Linked DNA regions of Homo sapiens: region 1 is linked to region 2. A link is a loop called in an ENCODE intact Hi-C map of the cell type or tissue named here. Cell type or tissue: mammary epithelial cell. All regions are shown on one strand. Each heading gives the region's core, and the rest is flanking DNA. Links, peaks and the distances in the headings are about the cores only. Region 1 has its middle 32 kb from the start of SNORA70F. Region 2 overlaps GRB14 (growth factor receptor bound protein 14).

Evidence for each region. Peaks named below come from ENCODE experiments on the same cell type or tissue, not always from the same donor. Only the 100,000 strongest peaks of a DNase experiment are listed, where the experiment ranks them.
Region 1: it touches region 2 in a loop (20-fold over the local background); 6 of 110 quality-filtered maps call a loop at or near these places.

Annotation. Positions count from the first base shown.
Region 1 is chr2:164,650,775-164,660,025 of GRCh38, forward strand. It overlaps a transcript of COBLL1 not described here. Among named protein-coding and RNA genes, the nearest start is that of SNORA70F, 32 kb to the right of the region's middle. In mammary epithelial cell, for the core only: a CTCF peak has its summit at 5,172 (motif pointing left); DNase peaks (open chromatin) are centred at 4,767 and 6,547; H3K27ac peaks cover 3,050 bases.
Region 2 is chr2:164,555,968-164,565,218 of GRCh38, forward strand. The region is part of intron 2 of GRB14 (growth factor receptor bound protein 14); the gene reads right to left. Among named protein-coding and RNA genes, the nearest start is that of GRB14, 61 kb to the right of the region's middle. In mammary epithelial cell, for the core only: a CTCF peak has its summit at 4,420 (motif pointing right); no DNase peak of the experiment used is centred there.

The DNA.
Region 1 (9,251 bases), core at 584-8,583, 95 kb after region 2:
TCTTCTGAAACTTTTATAATGTATATATTGCTCTGCTTGATGGTGTCTTATAAGTTCCTTAGGCTTTCAACACTTTTCTTTGTTCTTTTGTTGTTGTTATTCTCTTGATAATTTCATGTGACCTTTGAAATTTCAATGTCTTTGAAGTCATTGATTCCTTCTTCTGCTTGATCAAGTCTACTTTCATCTGTTCTAGTGAATTTTTCAATTCAGTTATTTTATTTGTCAGTTCCAGAATTTGTTTGGTTCTGTTTTACTAGGTTTTTAAAAAATCTATTTAATGATACTCTCAATTTGTTCATGCATCATTTTTCTGATTTTGTTTAGTTTTCTATCTTCTCTTAAAAGCACATTGAGCTTCTTTAAGACGATTATTTTAAATTCTTTGTTAGCTACTTTCACAGATCTTGTTGTTTCTTTAGGATTGGTTTTGGGAAATTGGCTTTATTCTTTTGAATTGGCCATGTTTTCTTATTTCTTTGTATGCCTTACGTTTTGTTGTGATTTTTGCATTTAAAACACAGCCACTTCTCCCAATCTTTGTGCACTGGTTTTGTACGGGGAAGATCTTCATAAATCAGCCTGCATAGAGATTCTAGTGGCCTCACAAGCCTTTTATGGGAATGTATCTTCCCTGAACTTGTGCATGTAATTTTATAGTGAGAGGTTTGCCAGTTTATTTTTCAGGAACTTGTCATCTCTTGCTCTCTCTGATGTCTGTCTGTAGTACTGCAGTTTCTCTGGTGCTGCCACAATTCACTGAGCTGCATTTTGTTCTCAGGCATCCAAAGCATCCCGGTTCCCTGTTAATGCTCCAAGTTAGGAGAGATAGAAACCAATCTCTCAGGCAGTGCCCTCCTCCCACCCCAAAAGCTGAAACTTGGACATACATTCCAATCTTCTTCTTTCCCCCAAGGGAGAAGCTGTACATTGGGGCTTTTCATTCAGATTATGAACTGTAACAGCTTAGGAGGAGCTTGCTTCTCCTTCCCATTTCAATGGGGCTATTCTTGACTTTGTGTTTGCCTGGTGTACTTCAACTTTCTAACTGAATTCTACCATTGTCATAAAGGCTTTTTGAGCTGTGTATTGTTGTTAAGTCAGCGTTTCTGTTGGGGAGCAAGGTCTAGGCACCTTCCTCTGCCATCTTGCTGGCATTATTCCTAGTACTATTAAAAGTCATAACACCCAACTTTAAGGAATACACAAAGAATTTACAAATGAGAAAATGAAGTCACTCAAAGGACTCATGAAATGATGCTAAAATGTTAATTTTTTTCAAAATTGTTGTTTAAATTTATTATAAAATATGAAGTAGCCACTCTATGTAGCATTCAAAGAAAATTTACTTAATAATAGGGAAGCAATAATAGATCTTTAAACCTAGAGTGGCCCTGGAAATATGTCCCTCAGTCATTAAATTTTCAATGTTCAAATTCATTTTGTCTTCACTTTTTACCTCCTCCAACAAATCAGAAACTGTTTCTCCTAGTATAACCATTATCTTGAGTAAAAACAACATTACCAGTCACCAGAGCAATACATTTTCCTGTCTCTCTTCCCTTTTACCCTCAGCCACTTATGATCAGCGATTTGGTTCTGTCATTTGCTTTTTCTTTTTTGTTTTTGTTTTTCTTTCTTTCTTTCTTTCTTTTTTTTTTTGAGACAGGGTCTTGCTCTGTTGTTACTCAGGCTGGAGTGCAGTGGCATGGTCTTAGCTCATTGTAACCTTGAACTCCTGGGCTCCAGTGATCCTTCTGCCTCAGTCTCCCAAGTAGTCAGGTCTACAGACACGTGGCACCACACTCGGCTAATTTTATGTAGAGATAGGGTCTTGCTATGTTGCCTGGGCTGATCTTGAACTCCCGGCCTTAAGTGATCCTCCCTATCTCAGCCTCCCAAAGCACTGGGATTACACACATGAGCCACTGAACCTGGCCATGGCCTTGTCACTTTTTACCTTACAAATATATTGGGAGAAATGTATTTCCTTTTTCTTTTTATCCTCCCTGTTTTCCCTTTCATTAGGCCCTCTCCACTACACCTTTTAGAAAACTCAGCTATGAATAATCACATGAACACATTAAAGTAATTCAGGCCTTCATTACCTCCTAAGTGAACTGTTGCTCTTCCTGGAAACTGGTCTCCCTGTACATGACTCCCCAGTGTGGGATTATTTTTCTACACTCACACCATGGCAATTCATACCTCTGTGTTCTATATAAAATAGTGCCTCTACTCAAAGACATTTAAATGCCTTCCTTTGCATCTTTTGTTACTCATCCTTCAACTCCGTCTCATTTCCTCTTTGGATGCTACATAGTTCAGTTAGTTTCTTTTCTTCTGTGCTCCGATAGCATATCTCTGTTTATATTTTATTACAATCACTTCTCAAACTGTGATTCACTGATCAGCAGTATCCATAGCCTGGAAGCTTGTGTGAAATGAGGAATCCCAGGTCCCACTCCAGACCTAGTGAACTACAATCTGCATTTTAAGGAGATCCTCAGGTGGTTCCTATACACATAAAAATTTGAGAAAGGCTTTTATTGACCATATCATGTGAGGTTTGGATGTCTGCCTTTCACACTAAATGCTGCATTTCTCTAGACAACAACCATTTATTTCATTTTTTACTTATTTAATACAGTGTCAGTTTATGCTAACCACTAAATGTATATTAAATAAGTGAAAGAGAAAATGGAAACAGATGGTTTAGTGGTCACCTAAGTTGGAGTGACAAAGCCAGGATTCTATCGACATTTATGCTATGCCACTTACAAAATGTCTTTCCTTTCCATTTCTGAACCTCCAAGATGATGGATGACACACTTATAGTCACAAGGCTATTTTAAGTGGCAAAGAGGACTCTAGAACACTAGAACACTAGTTTTTTTTCTTGACACTTAGTTGAAGATCTTCCCATTGTGTCATTTGGCCTCTATCTGTCAGAAGAACAAATGGGAAACACATTAATTGAACTTCTGTCCTCACAATGCAAGTCTCAAAGAGCATCTGCCATGATGAATGAAAATATGTTTGTAGTTCACAGTGTGCTTCAAGTCATTAGTACTGGATTAAAGTCCAGTAAGCCAGGATCAGTGAACATCTTTATGCCAAAGTTAAGGCAGATGCCCTAACTGAAAAACAAAAAGGAAAACAAAAACATAAGAAATAATTAGGAATATAATTAATCAATTTACCAATTTGATTTTCTCTATCTGGTGCAAAAATTTTCTTGTAGCATTAATTATATTTTATAGTACATTCATTTAAATATGTGATACATAATGATTACAAATTTCCATTTTGAATAAGACATATTTATACCCCAAATGATTCTTTATTTATGTATTCCAAGTATGCTTGAATATTTTGGGCAGAAAACATACATGATGTTTTATAATTGCCACCAATATATCTTGCTTTTCTTTGTTTCAGTTTTGAAATAATTATCATGCCATAAGTGGCCTATTTACTCATTATTCCTTTATTTATGGGATATGTACTATGTACCAGGCACTGTGATATGCTATACCATCAGGAAATTCTACCTCTAAGAATCTTATGGGGAAGTCGGGGAGATAGCCAAAGAATCAAGTAGTTTACAATGAACTTTTACAAAGGGGTAAACAGCGGGTACTTACTATGGTCTGAAATTCATATGTTGAAATCCTAACCCAAGGTATTAGAAGGTGAAGTCTTTGGGAGGTGATTAGGTCATAAGAACAGAGCCCCCATGAATGGGATTAGTGCCCTTTTAATAGAGGCTCCAGAGGTAGCCTCGCCCCTAGCAACAAGGCACCATCTATGAACTAGAAAGTAAGCCTTCACAAGACACTGAATCTGCCAGTGCCTTTATCTTGGACTTCCTAGCCTCCAGAGCTGTGAGAAATAAATTTCTGTTGTTTGTTAGTCACCCAGTTTATGGTGTTTTGTTATTGCAGCCTGAATGGACTAAGACAGTACTAAAGGGCATCTAGTAAGAAATAGGACCAGGCCCAAGTTTGGAGAACAGAAAAGCTTTTGCAATGATAACTATGAAGCAAGGTCTCAAAGAATGAGTAGAATTTAATATGACAAATTATGTAGAATAGGATGTTCTAGGCAGAAGAAGAGAGCTGCATGTGTAAAGCCCTAAGCCAAGAGAAAGGATGAAAGTTTCAAGATAACTACAAGTAGTTCAGTAAGGGTGGAGCAGAGCTTTGCTGGTGCAAGGGAAAGAATGGTATGGAGAATGATAAGTTAAAGCCAGACAAGAAAGCAGGGTCAAGATCATGAGGGGTGCTGAATGTCCCACAAAGGAATTTGGGCATCATTTTAAATAATAAGAGTAATATGTAATGCATTTCTAGTGCTTACTGTAGGCCCTGCATTGTTCAAAACTCATCTCACTTAGTTTTCACAACCACCATATGCTCCAGGTACTCTTACTACTCCCAATTTTTCAATAATAAAACATACTCTGAGAGCCACTGCAAGTGAAATCTTCTCTGAAGATTTGAGCTTCGTTTGGCATTGGCTGCCAAAAGATGAAGCCAGGGAGATTCCCTGTAGGTATTTTCCTTGGGAACCATCACAGATCCACTGTGAAGAGGAAAGCCAGCCAGTTCTGGAGTGTCATCACCTTTTGCTCCAAGAATATTTGCAATCTTTCCCAAAGGAGGGAGAAAAGATTCTGTATTGGCTTAAAAGATTCTGTATTGGCTTAAAAAGGCTGAATCATTCTCAGAGGTGAGATCTAGGCTACTGAAGGAATGACTCAGAGGAGGTGAATTAAACAGAAAGTTCCCAAATTTCCTCATAGTAAACCTTGGAACCTAGTCTCTCATGAAAGGGTTTCTGTACCAAGAACCTACATCCTTGGGAAAGGTGTTTCCTGAGTTTGCTGTCTGCTAGTTTATACACTCTCTCTAGACAATCAATCTGTGCTGTAGTTCAGAAAGCAAAATGAGATGATGTAAAAAAAAAATTCTCACATTTCTGCTCACACAATGGAAAATTAGATGCAGAAGCACTACATTTAACCAACTTTGTTCAACAATCTTTAGTTACACCTGTTTTATACACACACACAAAACAAGTCATTGGAACATCAAAATGTTAGCCCACTTGGTTCATTAGGAGTTTCATGATATTCGTGCAGTGGGTACTGCCAAGTCCTGGGCATATGGCTCCACCATGTGGATGAGACTCTGCAAATAATACTGACAATATTTTTTTTTCTTTTTTTTAAGACAGAGTCTTGCTCTGTTGCCCAGGATGGAGTGCAATGGCCCAGTAATGGCTCACTGCAGCCTTGACAGCCCAAGCTCAAGTGATCCTCCCACCTCAGCCTCCTGAGTAGCTAGGACCGCAGGCATGCACCACCATGCCTGGCTAATTTTTAAATATTTATTTATTTATTTATTGTAGGAACAGTGTCTCCCTGTTGCCCAGGTTGGTCTCGAACTCCTGGTCTCAAGTGATCCTCTCACTTCAGCCTTCCAAAATGCTGGGATTTTAGGTATGAGCCACCATGTCCGGCTGACAATAATTTTTAAAAAAGAATTTAAAGTTATAATAAAAATCAGAGATCATAGGTCAAACCCTTATTTTATAAATGAAAAGAGTTAAAGCAATTATATGAACTAATTCACTCTTAATTCACCCATTCAATCATTTTAATTATTGAATAATGAGATTAATATGTTCAGTGGGTATTTGCTTTATTTTTGTCTACATATAATCTAAGCCCCTTTTCTACTTGGGAGCAATTTTGTTGTGTAAATGTGGTGGGGCAAAAACCCCACTTCCCTCTAGGGAATGGGAAAGAACATTTAACCTCTCTTCTCACCCCATGAACTAAGATATAGGCATGTCTCTTAGTAAACCAACAGGATATTCAATGCAGGAATGTTGGATCTGTAGTAAGTGACATATTGGGATAGTTAGAGGTTGTTCTGGAGGAGGCAGTAAAACTTGACTAGGTCAAGTAGTCATAGTAGTGGTAGCTGTTCATGCCAGCAGCAATGGTGAGGACCTAGTGGTGGCACTGCTAGTGACAATGTCCTATCAAGCTGTTACTGAGATATAAGTTTAGATACATTTTCTCTTCCCACTCTCTAAGGCCCATTTCCTGAGCGTGGTTATTTAGCCTTCCTATGGACTGTCTGAGCCAACCTATATTCTTCCAGTGTAGTTCTTTTCTGGTTAGTAAAGCCAGAGTCTGTTTTTGTTGTGCAGCAAAAGACCCTCATTTAAACAGAAATTGTTACCAGTCGCTAGTTACAGCACAGAGCCTCAGTGAAATGGGCAGAATCTAGGGTTTGTATCTGACCTTGTTGAGGCTGAAGGAATTTTAAATCCTAATCATTTTAGGGATGGAATTTAGATCTGCCTCATCCTAGCATGGAAAAGTGAAACAGCTAATTAAATTATTTCCTGTGGTCACCTGGAACAAATCCTACTACCCTGTAGTTGTCACATGCTGTGTGGTTGCCAAGACAGGCTGCGTGTAGATGCCCCAGTCACCAGTCCTAGTCTTTGAGTCAGACCAGTTTAGGTACTAGATATGTGAATGAACAAGCTTTCAGATGCTTCCAGCCCACAGTCATTGAGTCATCCCCAGGCTTCGAGACTTCCTAACTGAGGTCACAGACATCATGGAGCAAAGATAAATTGTCTCCCACTCCAATTCCTTACCCACAGAATCCATGATTAGAATAAAGTGATTGTTTTAAAACACAAAGCTGTGGGTTAATTTTTTATGCAACAACAATAACTAGAACAGGAACCTACACCAATTCAGCTGTTAAGGCACTGGTTAGACAGCCAGGCACTTGAAAATAGTGAACTCGGAGCATTGTGGAGGAAGTTTAGGGAAAGGGTATGCTGAAGGGGTATGACCCTTTATAGTGAGCCCAGAACGAGAATATATTTCTTGGAAAGTTATATTCACCACAAAGCCTCTAGTGTGAATAAGGTGACCCACTCAGTAGACATAGGTCACCCTTCTTTCTCAGAAAATTACAGTGGACTCAAGAACCACATGTTCATCATGGAAGGAATGAAGGTTATTCATGGTTTCAACAACATGGAGTTCTTACCAATGGTAATATGGCTACGGTCTTTACAAATGATCCATTTTTTTTTTTTGCAGTTGCAAGATTTGATAGAGTGAAGTAGAGTGAAAACAGAGCTCCCATACAAAGGGAGGGGACCCAAAGGGGGTTGCTGTTGCCGGCTTGAATGCCTGGGTTTATATCCCGATCATTGTCCCTCCCGCTGTGCTCTCAGGCAACAGGTGATTGGCTATTTCTTTACCTCCTGTTGTTGCCTAATTAGCATTTTAGTGAGCTCTCCTTACTATCTGATTGGTCATGTGTGAGTTAAGTTGTAAGCCCCGTGTTTAAAGATGGAAGCGGTCACCTTCCCAGCTAGGCTTAGGGATTCTTAGTCGGCCTAGGAAATCCAGCTAGTCCTGTCTCTCAGTCCCCCCTCTCAACAGGAAAACCCAAGTGCTTTTGGGGAGGTTGGCCGAAGACCGCTCTAACTGCTTCCTGTTGAACTGGGGCATAGTAGGGGTGGTGCAGTTGAGATTTCCTTGGGAGGGGTGCCTTCAATGTCATTAACATCAGAGCATGGGCTAGCAGGCCGGTCCAGGGGTCCACGGTAGATCTTAGTCATGGACTGCATCTGGGGCTCCATTTGAAGAACGATTTGTAGTTTTACAGCTTTGATTCTGGAAGAGACAAACTTAACAAGGAGGTTAAAGATATAGGGATTGAAATGTATGGCCTGCAGTGCAGGGGATTATTTCTTTGGCACACTTCACAGGCCCTGACTATCTGCCTGATAGTTTTGAAAAGGCCTGGTCCAGTAAATAATAATTTGGCCATCTGATGGGTGCTATCAATGCCTAAGTGAAAGATTTGGTGAAGGGTTTTAAGTAATTTCCATTGGTTAGCTGCAGGCAAAAGTACTTTTCCTTCTTTGGTGGCTAGCCATCCTGAGGGGAGAAAACTGTGTCCTCATGAGGTTCCCCAATCTATTTCTCCTGCTGAGCATTGGGGCTTGGTTTCCTGGAGGGGATTACCCCATACTAGGGGTCCTTCTATAAGCATCTCTAATGGAGGGTCCTGCCTTGTGGCTCTTTTGGCTTCAATATCTGCTTGACAGTTCCCTTCTATTTCCCTTTCCCTTCCTTTCTGATGACCCCAGCAGTGTAAGACTGCCACCTCTTTAGGTTTCTGTACAGCCAATAATAATCTCCTAATGGCTTCCTGATGTTTGATAGGTGTTCCCTCGAAATTAAGAATTCCCTTTCTCTCCATATTGCTGCATGGGCATGGAGGACTAGGTAAGCATACCTAGAGTCTGTATATATATTTACTCTTTTTCCTTCTCCTAATTCTAGTGCCCGAGTGAGGGCTATTAGTTTTGCCAGCTGAGCACTAGTTCCTGGAGTGAGGGGATTACTTTAAAGTATTCCATTATCACTGACCACTGCATACCCCGCTTTTTGAAGTCCTTTTTCTACAAAGGAACTTCCATCAGTATACAAGTTGAGGTCAGGATCAGTTAAGGGAAACACTAAAAGGTCCCCTCGAGTGGCATAGGTTTGAGCAATTACTTGTTGACAGTTATGTTCTATCTTTTCTTCATTGTCTGGAAGAAATGTGGCTGGGTTAAGAGTTGCACAAGTGTGCAGTCGCAGCACTGGCCCTTCAAGTAACAGAGCCTGATGTTTAAGTAAATGGTTGTCTGATAGCTACAAGTCTCCTTTAGCAGTGAGTATGCCGTTCACATCATGAGATGTCCACACAGTAAGATCTCTTCCCTGTATTATTGTAACTCCATTTTCTAATAGCAGTAGACCATCATAAGTCCTTATAAGCATTATACCTAGAAGGACCAAAGAACTATTTGGTGTCAGGTTGTCCGGAGTGGGCAACTGCCATCTTTTAGGGAATAAGGAGTGAGTAGCAGAAATCTTTCCTTCTTGCAATAAATATTTATTCTGGATTTTTTTTCTTTTATTGATCATTTTTCTCTGTCCTTGCTCTATCTATAGATTGTCTACCATATGCAAGGGCATGGTATCCCACACAAAGTTGCTTCAGTTTAAAGGAAATAACTTTATAGAGAAACAAAGCAATGAGCTAATGTTCAAGGGATTTGTGGGTATTGCATACTCCATGAAAACTCAGATGAGCTTCATTCAGAGTCAATAGCTTGCAAATTTGAGGTACTGTCCTGCAGAATACAGT
Region 2 (9,251 bases), core at 442-8,441:
CTAATATTTCATGAGAAATATTTTTATATCAGGGTCAGAGTAGTCCTGAATTTTTACATTCTTATAAATAAGAAACACAGTGTCCTAAGATAACAAGAGACATTTTTAGATATCTTGAATTAAGCAACTCAGTAGTTCCCTTGAAAGAAAAGGAATGGGAAGCAATGTAGTCATTATTACTTATTCCAAATCTCTAATTGTGTTTTTAAAATTTTGCATTTTAAAAATAAAGACTGCTCCAAAAGACCCTAACAGCTCAAGAATATCCACTGCTTTCTTATTGCTATCCTGTATTATTTTGCTAGCTGTCAAATATTTACTAAGAGAAAAACAGTATATAGTTTTGAGAAATCAGGTTGCAAGAAAAGCCTCCAATCCTCTCCACTTGCGAGGGATAGTCAAAAACACATTTTCCTTGAGCATGAACAGTACATGTTAAATTAGTTATAAGACATTACTTAAAACAGATACTGTCACCAATATCAGAATTACAAGGATTGACACAAACAGGTTTATTCCACATCCTTGTACCCCCTTTCACTTTATTCCCTACAATCCTGTCCTCTGACTCCAATCCTACATTTTTTTCTGTTTCTTGAAAAAGTCATGCTCCTTCTCAACACAGGGCCCTTGCACATGCTACTGCTTGTGCTTAGAACACGGTTTCCCTACCCTCTACTTTTTCTGCTCCCTCATATCTTAGGATAAACCATTATTTCTGGGAGGAAGCTTCCAAAGACCCTCCAGCTTAGGTCCAGGCCCTTTGTTGCAAGCATGCAAGTGTGCAACTATAATTACTACGTGTTGCCCTTCACCATAAGAACGATGTATGACATCAGGGACCACTGTTTTCTCCTCTTTATATCCCCAGCAGTGAGCAAAATGTGGGGCACACAGCGACAGTCAAAACGATTCCTTCAGTGATGAAAGAAACCATCATGTACACCCCTGTATGAGACAGTATTAGTGAATTCCAAAATGGTAGTGTTGACACCTCACGGAGTTTGAAAACCTCTATGGGAGAAAAGACACATGTGAACCAAAGAGAAAATTTAGGCAAATTTTCATGAAACTTATGGACTGAACAAAGGTGGCTTAGGTGACTGCTGAGAGCCATTTCATATCTGGGATTCTGAAAGAATAAGGAAAGAAGGTAAGAAAACACCTGTGTGGGACAAACATGAGCAAACATACTGAGGAAGAAAGGAGTGAACAATACTCAGGAAAGAATAACCAGACCACACTAAATGGAGAGCAGAAGGGCTAAGTTATGAGGACAGGGAGTAAGCATGGGTGCCAGGCAGCCTGAGGAGGGGGTGCCTTCACCCGGTACTGTGGTACACTGGTTTCCATCAGTGCAAACTAGCCAGGGGCCACCACAATAGGAAATGCTTTTCAAGATACACAAGTGATGGGTAGCTTTTTAAAAAGTTGGCAACGTAGAAATAATTCTTAAAAATTAAATGTTATTTAATAATAAAAATGACAGTTTTACATGAATATGATTACAAAGTGGTAAGAGAATCAGGATAAATATCCACATGATGACTTAATCACTTAGGAAAGGGTTCAGCTACAATAACAGAAAGTCATTCCTACCTACAATGGGTTAGCCAGATTGAGGTTGACTTCCTTCTCACATTTGAAACCAGGGCAGGCAGCTCAGGATTTGGTGAGGCAGTTCCATCAAGTCACCCCTGACCAAGGCTCTTTCTGTCCTTTCACAATCTTTGAGGTATAGCTCTTATCATTAAGGTCGCAAGATGGATCATCTCCACACCAGCTCTGTAAAAACCCAGCCCTGGTATAGATTTGTATGATATTACATTTCTGCAGTAAATTATAGGGTCATGCCTGGCTAAAGAGATTCAGAAATAGAGAATTTGTGTTCCTGGGGATCCACAGAGAGCTTCCAGGAGTCCTGGATATGAATTCAAAATCCACAGATGATGTTTTATGATGCATTAATTTCCCATCCAGCAACAGGCTAAAGAGTAGTGGTCTCACTACTGGAAATGCCCTAAACTTGGCACAGAAGGGAAGTTAGCACTGTCACACCAGATAGCCTGGGGCACTGACACTGCAGCAGCATGCCGCATCTAGGGTTCCAACCAAGAGAAAAAAAGCCTGCAGGCAAGAAGAGGCTCAGGACATCTCCTTAAAGCCCCTCCATTCACCTTTATCCTCCTACTCTATTATTTACCTTTTCTGCTCTCCTTGTCTCAGGCCAAGAGCCATGAAGAGTACTCATTCTTTGGGCCTCCTTTCTTCCTATTAGGTAGAAAGAAGGACTCCAACTCAAGTGGGGGTTCAATTTGACAAAGAGAAATTCAAGCCCTTTCAGTTGGCTCTGTTATGTGGCAGAAAAAAAGATAAAAGAAACTGCTCCAATTTCATTATAAAAGAAAGCAAACATTAACAACTAAGTTAGAAAATATCCTAAGTTATCACATACAGACACACACACACAGACACACATGTTAAGACCTAAATCCAATATGAATAATAAAGAGGTTCAAATCACAAATCCCACACTAAAGTTTCCGATGATTTCATCAAAGCTGTGTTCTCTGAAGTTTCAGTGTTTTTAATACTCATGCAATTCCTGCTAAGATGCCAGGGCTAATTCATCTTTGAAACAAGAAAACCTCTGCAAGTGCTAATGCTAATTCATATTTAAAGCAGAATACCACTGGCCATGCTTATGTTGGACACAATGTTATTTCAGGATCTCATTTCAGTTTTTAAGCAATAGTTTATTCCCAGAACAGCCATAAGACATGTCTAAGTGAAAAAGTTAAAAATTGATTCACACAGTGAGAAAGAAGAACAAGTAGTAGGGCAGAGGTGGAATAAGTGTTTAGAAGAGAGGGAAAACGTGAGGTGGAGAAAGATACTGTTTGCTAGAGCCCAAGACACATCAGACTTTATTGCAATTATTGAGTTGTCTGGCATCAATTGAAGCCCTTTTAGGAACTACCTTATTTCCTTGATTTTTTAAAAGCACATTTTTTTCACATTTAACTTCTCTGAAACCTGGATGTAACTTACCCTTAATGGTATGTTATAGTTTTATTGGAAGTATATAAAATAATGATGCTTCTTACAACTTAAAGTGCCATACAATCAATAAAATATGCTATGTTCAACCTTCCCAGGACATTTGGGGGTATTATTTCATAAACTTATAATAGTGTACAAAACATCACTTTCTAGATCCTAACATTCCCATGCAGTAACAAACACTGGGAACAACTGATGTATACCCATTTTGTAATTTTACTTTTCCTTCATTTTTCTAAATATTTATTTATTTACTTTTCTTATTTTATTTTATTTTTCCATGAGTTATTGGGGTACAGGTGGTATTTGGTTACATGAATAAGTTCCTTAGTGGTGATTTGTGAGATTTTGGTGCACCCGTCACCTGAGCAGCATATACTGCACCATTTGTAGTCTTTTATCCCTTGCCTGCTCCCTCTTTCCCCCCAAGTCCCCGAAGTCCATTGTATCATTCTTATGCCTTTGCATCTTCATAGCTTAGCTCTCACATATTAGTGAGAACATATGATGTTTGATTTTTTATTCCCGAGTCACTTCACTTAGAATAATAGTCTCCAATTTCATCCAGGTTGCTACAAATGCCATTACTGCATTCCTCTTTATGGCTGAGTAGTATTCCATCATATAAATATACCAGTTTGTTTACCCACTCGTTGACTGATGGGCATTTGGGTTGGTTACACGATTTTGCCATTGTGGATTGTGCTGCTGTAAACATGAATGTGCAAGTATCTTTTCGTATAATGACTTATTTTCCTCTGGGTAGATACCCAGAAGTGGGATTGCTGGGTCAAATGGTAGTTCTACTTTTAGTTATTAAAGGAATCTCCATACTGTTTTCCATAGTGGTTGTACTAGTTTACATTTTTCTAAATATTTATTTTACATCAGTGAAAGACATGCATAGAGCACAGTGTTGTAAAAGAAATGGAATCTATACTGTTTAGAATCATAAAATACTAAAGGTTAGAAGGGTTCCTGGAGAACATCCACTGAAATCCTCCCATTTCACAAATGAAAAAGCTGAAGCTGGAGTCTTGACCTGCTCAAGGACCTCCAAATGGTCACCAGCTGAGCCAGCCACAGAACCCCATTTCTGGCTCCCACCTGATGCTGTATTCTTACCATTCTGTTCGTCCAGTATTTAGGCTGCTTTAAGCTGCTGCTTCTACATGACATCTTGGATAAAAGTATTAGATAAATAAACACTAGAACATAATTAGATGTATACATACATATATCCCAAAGCACCTAGCTTTTTGAGTGTCAAAAAAAGACTATTTTTCTTCATTTTGTTTTGTTTTTTCACTTTTCATAGCTTCTCGCCAGAATAATTGCAAATACTGAAGTAGCCAGCAGAGGGAGTCTTTATTTCTCAGTTTGTGCAAATAGAGAAAATATCATGTTTCGAAAACTGCAACCTTGTTAAAACTATGGGGTTTCTGTTTGATACAATCACAAGCTTGTGACAAAGTTAATATCTATTTTTTCAGAATTAGTAAATATTTGAATTTTTAAGATAAATGATTTCTACATATTAAACATTAATAAGAAGGATTGGGGGGGCATATGTATATATACATATGTGTCACCTCACCAGGAACCTTTCCTGGAACTCAAACTTGGAGTTTTCGCTGGGATTTCGAACAGTTATATCAAATTTTTTCTTCAAATATTGATAAAACTACCCAAGATAATTTCAGTTTTCAAACTGCAAAATAATAATTCCTGGTATTTTCCCAAACAAAGCCTGAATGTATACGTTCAAATATGCATGTCTGATTAGGAGGCTTTCTGACAATGCTGTTCTTGCCAAAACAAATTTTGAATTCCTCTTTGAGAATTATCATAATAGCAAGCATTATTAATATCCTACAGGGGTAGAAAATCCTTATCCTTTCTAGGGGTTTAGAATCTGAAATTACCAAAAGTCTTGCTTCTTTTTTTTCCTGCCAAAAAAGAGATTATTATTTTTAATATTTGGCTTAGAGTTCTGGGGCACAGCCATGAGAGCCAGCCCTACAGACCGCCCCAAGCAGTAGTCTGAGACCGTTCATTAGCCCAGCTATTTTTAATCAGCCTTCACTGCCAAATGTGGAACATGCAGTACAGTGTGCAAAATCATGATGCCCAGCAACTGTACTCATGGGGGTTCAGCCCAGGTGTTCACAGTGGACAGGGGATCCTGGAATCTGCTGTGATCAGATCTCAGACCCCAAACTTATTATTAGCCATGAGTTTTAGACTCCTCATACTGTAAAATGGGCAAAATGCTGGCAAACTGATAGCACTCAACTAATGTTAGCAATTATTATTATAAAATTTTGAAAGCAAAATAAGGCATTTCTGAATAAGTCCCAAGAGACCCCTACAGTCCTGTTGAGCTCTAAGAAACTCTGACCTGATGGTTGAATCACTATGTCTTTGAGGCAAAACTGAGTGCACAGCAAGGAAAAGTAACTAGGAGAGCAAAAGGCAGATTGGCAGAAAAGGTGAGATTCGTCCCATGAAAAGACTACAGGTGAGAGGACAAATTACTGCAGCTACACGGTGATGAGTAGCTATGCAGTACATGTGCCCAGGCAATTCTGAGGGACAGCCTCCTGTGCTAGGTGGAGCAGAGGCCCGGACCTCTGTCCCACCTCTGTCATTTATGAGCGAGGTGCTTTGGCCAAGACACTTAACTCTCTAAGCCAATTTTCCTCATCCAAAAATGGGTTTGGCCACCAAGCTTTTAGGGTTCTTATGAGGGTTAAAGTGAATGTGTAATCAATGCTGAACATGTTGTAGCTGCTATTTTTTATTGTTCTTTGTGAAGGGCAATACTCTGTGTGAAGGGTATACCAAATTGCCCACTGCAGCAAGTTGGAGCTAGATAAAGGTAATGAAAAGGCCTGAGCATTACAGCTTTTCATCCCAAAAGATGAGAAACTTGGCAAAAATTAAAGAAAAGCAACAGAGACAAATATTAGGAAGGAAATAGCAGGTCAGTATCTAAAGAGCTCAATCTTGCCTTTACAAAAATTGTTTTTATCCAACTAATTGGTAATTAGATACCAACTTTGTGCCTTCTATGTGCTGGGCATTGGGGTTCAATGATGATCAAAAGTAACAAGTTCTCACCATCATACAGCTAAGGTTCTATTAATAGTAACACCACTTGCCTACTGAAGCAACGTCTTAATACTAGACCTACTTTTATCCCTTTCAAATATACAACCCAGAAGTCCCCGTCTAATACTCCTTAGGACACTGAAAGGAGGAGTAATTAACCACCTATCTTGTATTTAAATCTACGTTCCCAAAGATTTTAAAAAATATATTCATCAGCGTATATAGTTGGATTCATTTTTTTTAATTCAAATTAGAGACCTTCTAAAGTTACAGAAAGGAAAGCAGTGGGAGCAAGCATTTGAAAGATATATTGTCTTTCTCTCCCTGGCTGAAATCTATGAAGAAAAACCACTTTTTGTTTGACTCACTTTCTACTATGAAATCTTTGGATAACCACTTTAGGAGAATAGGGCACGGAAAGTTTAAATTCTCAGTCACAGGGAAATTTAAACTGTTTATGAAACTAGTAAAACATGCCATTTCACAGGTGGGGAAAAAGGGAAATTCATATTTGTTAGACTTCTACTATGTGTGAAATGCTTCTAAATATTTATTCTGTTGAATCCTCACAACTGTTCTGTGAGGAAGCATCATCATCCCCAAGATAGAGAAACTGATTCTCAGAGGGTTTTGAAAGAATGCTCCCAAAGCCAGGGCACTGGAGAGTGATGAAGCTGAACTCAAACTCTGGGTTTCCTGGCTCTAAAGCATACATATAATCTGCTACAACACACTTCCTAAAAACTCACTTCTCAGGAAAAGAAACATTTCACTAAAATGCAAATACCATTCATCTGTGTGACACCCTTCCTGGTTGAGTATGCAACTAAGTTACTCTGTACAAAAGTAAAAAGGGCAGGAGAAATATCAAGGTTTAGCAAGAATGAGAACTCTGGATAAAAAGCAGTAACAATGCCCACTACCACTTCACTATCACCTTCCAAGCAAGTCCACCATCTAAACTAAGACCACCATCCATGGCCTTCCACGACCCTCTTCTGCACAGGAAATCTGCTCTCTCCCCACTTATTACCATACCTACAATCCCTATACAAGTAATAGAATATTATTTGCTCAAAAAGCATAGCTACATTTCATATCTGGCACCAGAATAACAAAAATCCCAGACAAATATTTACTAAATGTCTAATATGTCCAAGGCACTTGTAGAGGAGATGGCGAGTTACCCACCAATATCCACCCTTCCTCTCTTCCTTCCTGATGAATCCTGATTCTGGTGAGGAGGGCAGTGTGCTACACTCCAGGCCCGCATTTCCTGACTCCTCTTGTATCCAGAGTTGGCCAACAAGATGTAAGCAGAAACTCCTGGTTACTCCACAATGGCACGTTAACTGGTATAAAACTCACGAGCCTGTTCTTGGTCCTTCACATTCTCTGTGCAAAGACTGTAAACAGGATGACTGGAAATTTACATTTATCTTTCCATAAAAGGAAAAAGGACCCACACTAGAGAAGAAATAATAGAAAGCGAGAAGGAGTTCAGTTGCCTGAGGACATTGTGGGGCTGCAACATTAGCTTTGGACTTATCCTTGTAAAGTGAAAGAAAAATAAATCTCTTTTCCTCCTTAATCCACAGTCCTTTGTGTTTTTTGGTTACATGAAATTACATTCTGCCCATAAATGACAAAACATTTTAAAGATTTCTTCCTTTAAAATACTAAGATCTAGTTGTAAGACCAAAAATCAAAAGACAACTTTTGGAAACCAAATGGTGGTCCAAGATATACAAAAATAAACAAGATAGAGCAACTGAAAGTCATATTGTACACACCTATGGACGGCAATATGACTTAAATATTATTTAAAAGGTAATAATAAAATTGATGTTACAGGGCTGTAGTGGTTGAATTGACAAATGAGTAATAAAGGTGGGTCCACTGATACTAAATCAAGGCACCTTGAAGATAAAGGTGAAGCAAAAGAGTCTTAGAAGGCTTTAGGATGAGAACACAGCCTGAGCCGACACTTAGGCAATAGACAGCATTTGGGAAAGCAAATGAGCCTGGTGTTGTCTATAGGCTGCAGAGCACAATTCTGGGAGCAGAAGTGCAGATATACAGATTTTAAAAGCCGTTTGAAGCCCAAGGAGGCAAACGATATGCTGCAGTGAAGGCTTCAAGGGAAGCTGGGCAGGCTGAGGGCCAGGCAGGCCCTGGAGCATGGCAAATGCTAAGGAAGCCTGGACTGATTTTGTGCATGTTTAAAAGATTCTGGGAAAAATAGTGATGTGATGATGTGTTCTTTCCTCCACTAAATCACTTTTAGAAAATCATAGCAATTAGTCTAATTGTATGAGGAAAGAAATGATTATAACATGAACTATTCTCTTATATGAATGGGGAATTAGATCTTCTCATAAATGGCATTGCTCCGTATTACACTCATGAATTTACAATTTTCAAAAGGATTTGAATCTTAAAAAAATATATGTCATTAAAAGTATCCCTTTTTTTCTCTGAGATTTCAGAAGATACTTCAGGATCTTGTGTGCTTATGAACATCTCCTGTAATTGTAGCATGGATGAAGAATGCAAAAATGTTTGCAAACATAACTTAAAAACAATGTTGGCTGGGCACGGTGGCTCATGTCTGTAATCCCAGCACTTTGGGAGGCCGAGGTGGGCAGATCACAAGGTCAGGAGATGGAGACCATCATGGCTAACATGGTGAAACCCCTTCTCTAGTAAAAATACAAAAATTTAGCTAGGTGTGGTGGCACACGCCTGTAGTCCCAGCTACTGAGGAGGCTGAGGCAGGAGAATCGTTCGAACCCAGGAGGCAGAGGTTGCAGTGAGCCAAGATGGCGCCACTGCACTCCAGCCTGGGTGACAGAGCAAGACTCAATCTCAAAAAACAAACAAATAAACAAACAAACAAAAAATGTTAATCTGATAGAGACATGAAATATGCCTGACCCACCGAATCAGGATATGGATGTAAGGCCTTCTGACCTGGTAGTGTTTCCATAAAAGAATGTGAATTTTATATTATACTTAGTTTATACTTTACAATACTTGAGCCTTATGTTAACTCTCCGGGACCTTAAAATGTT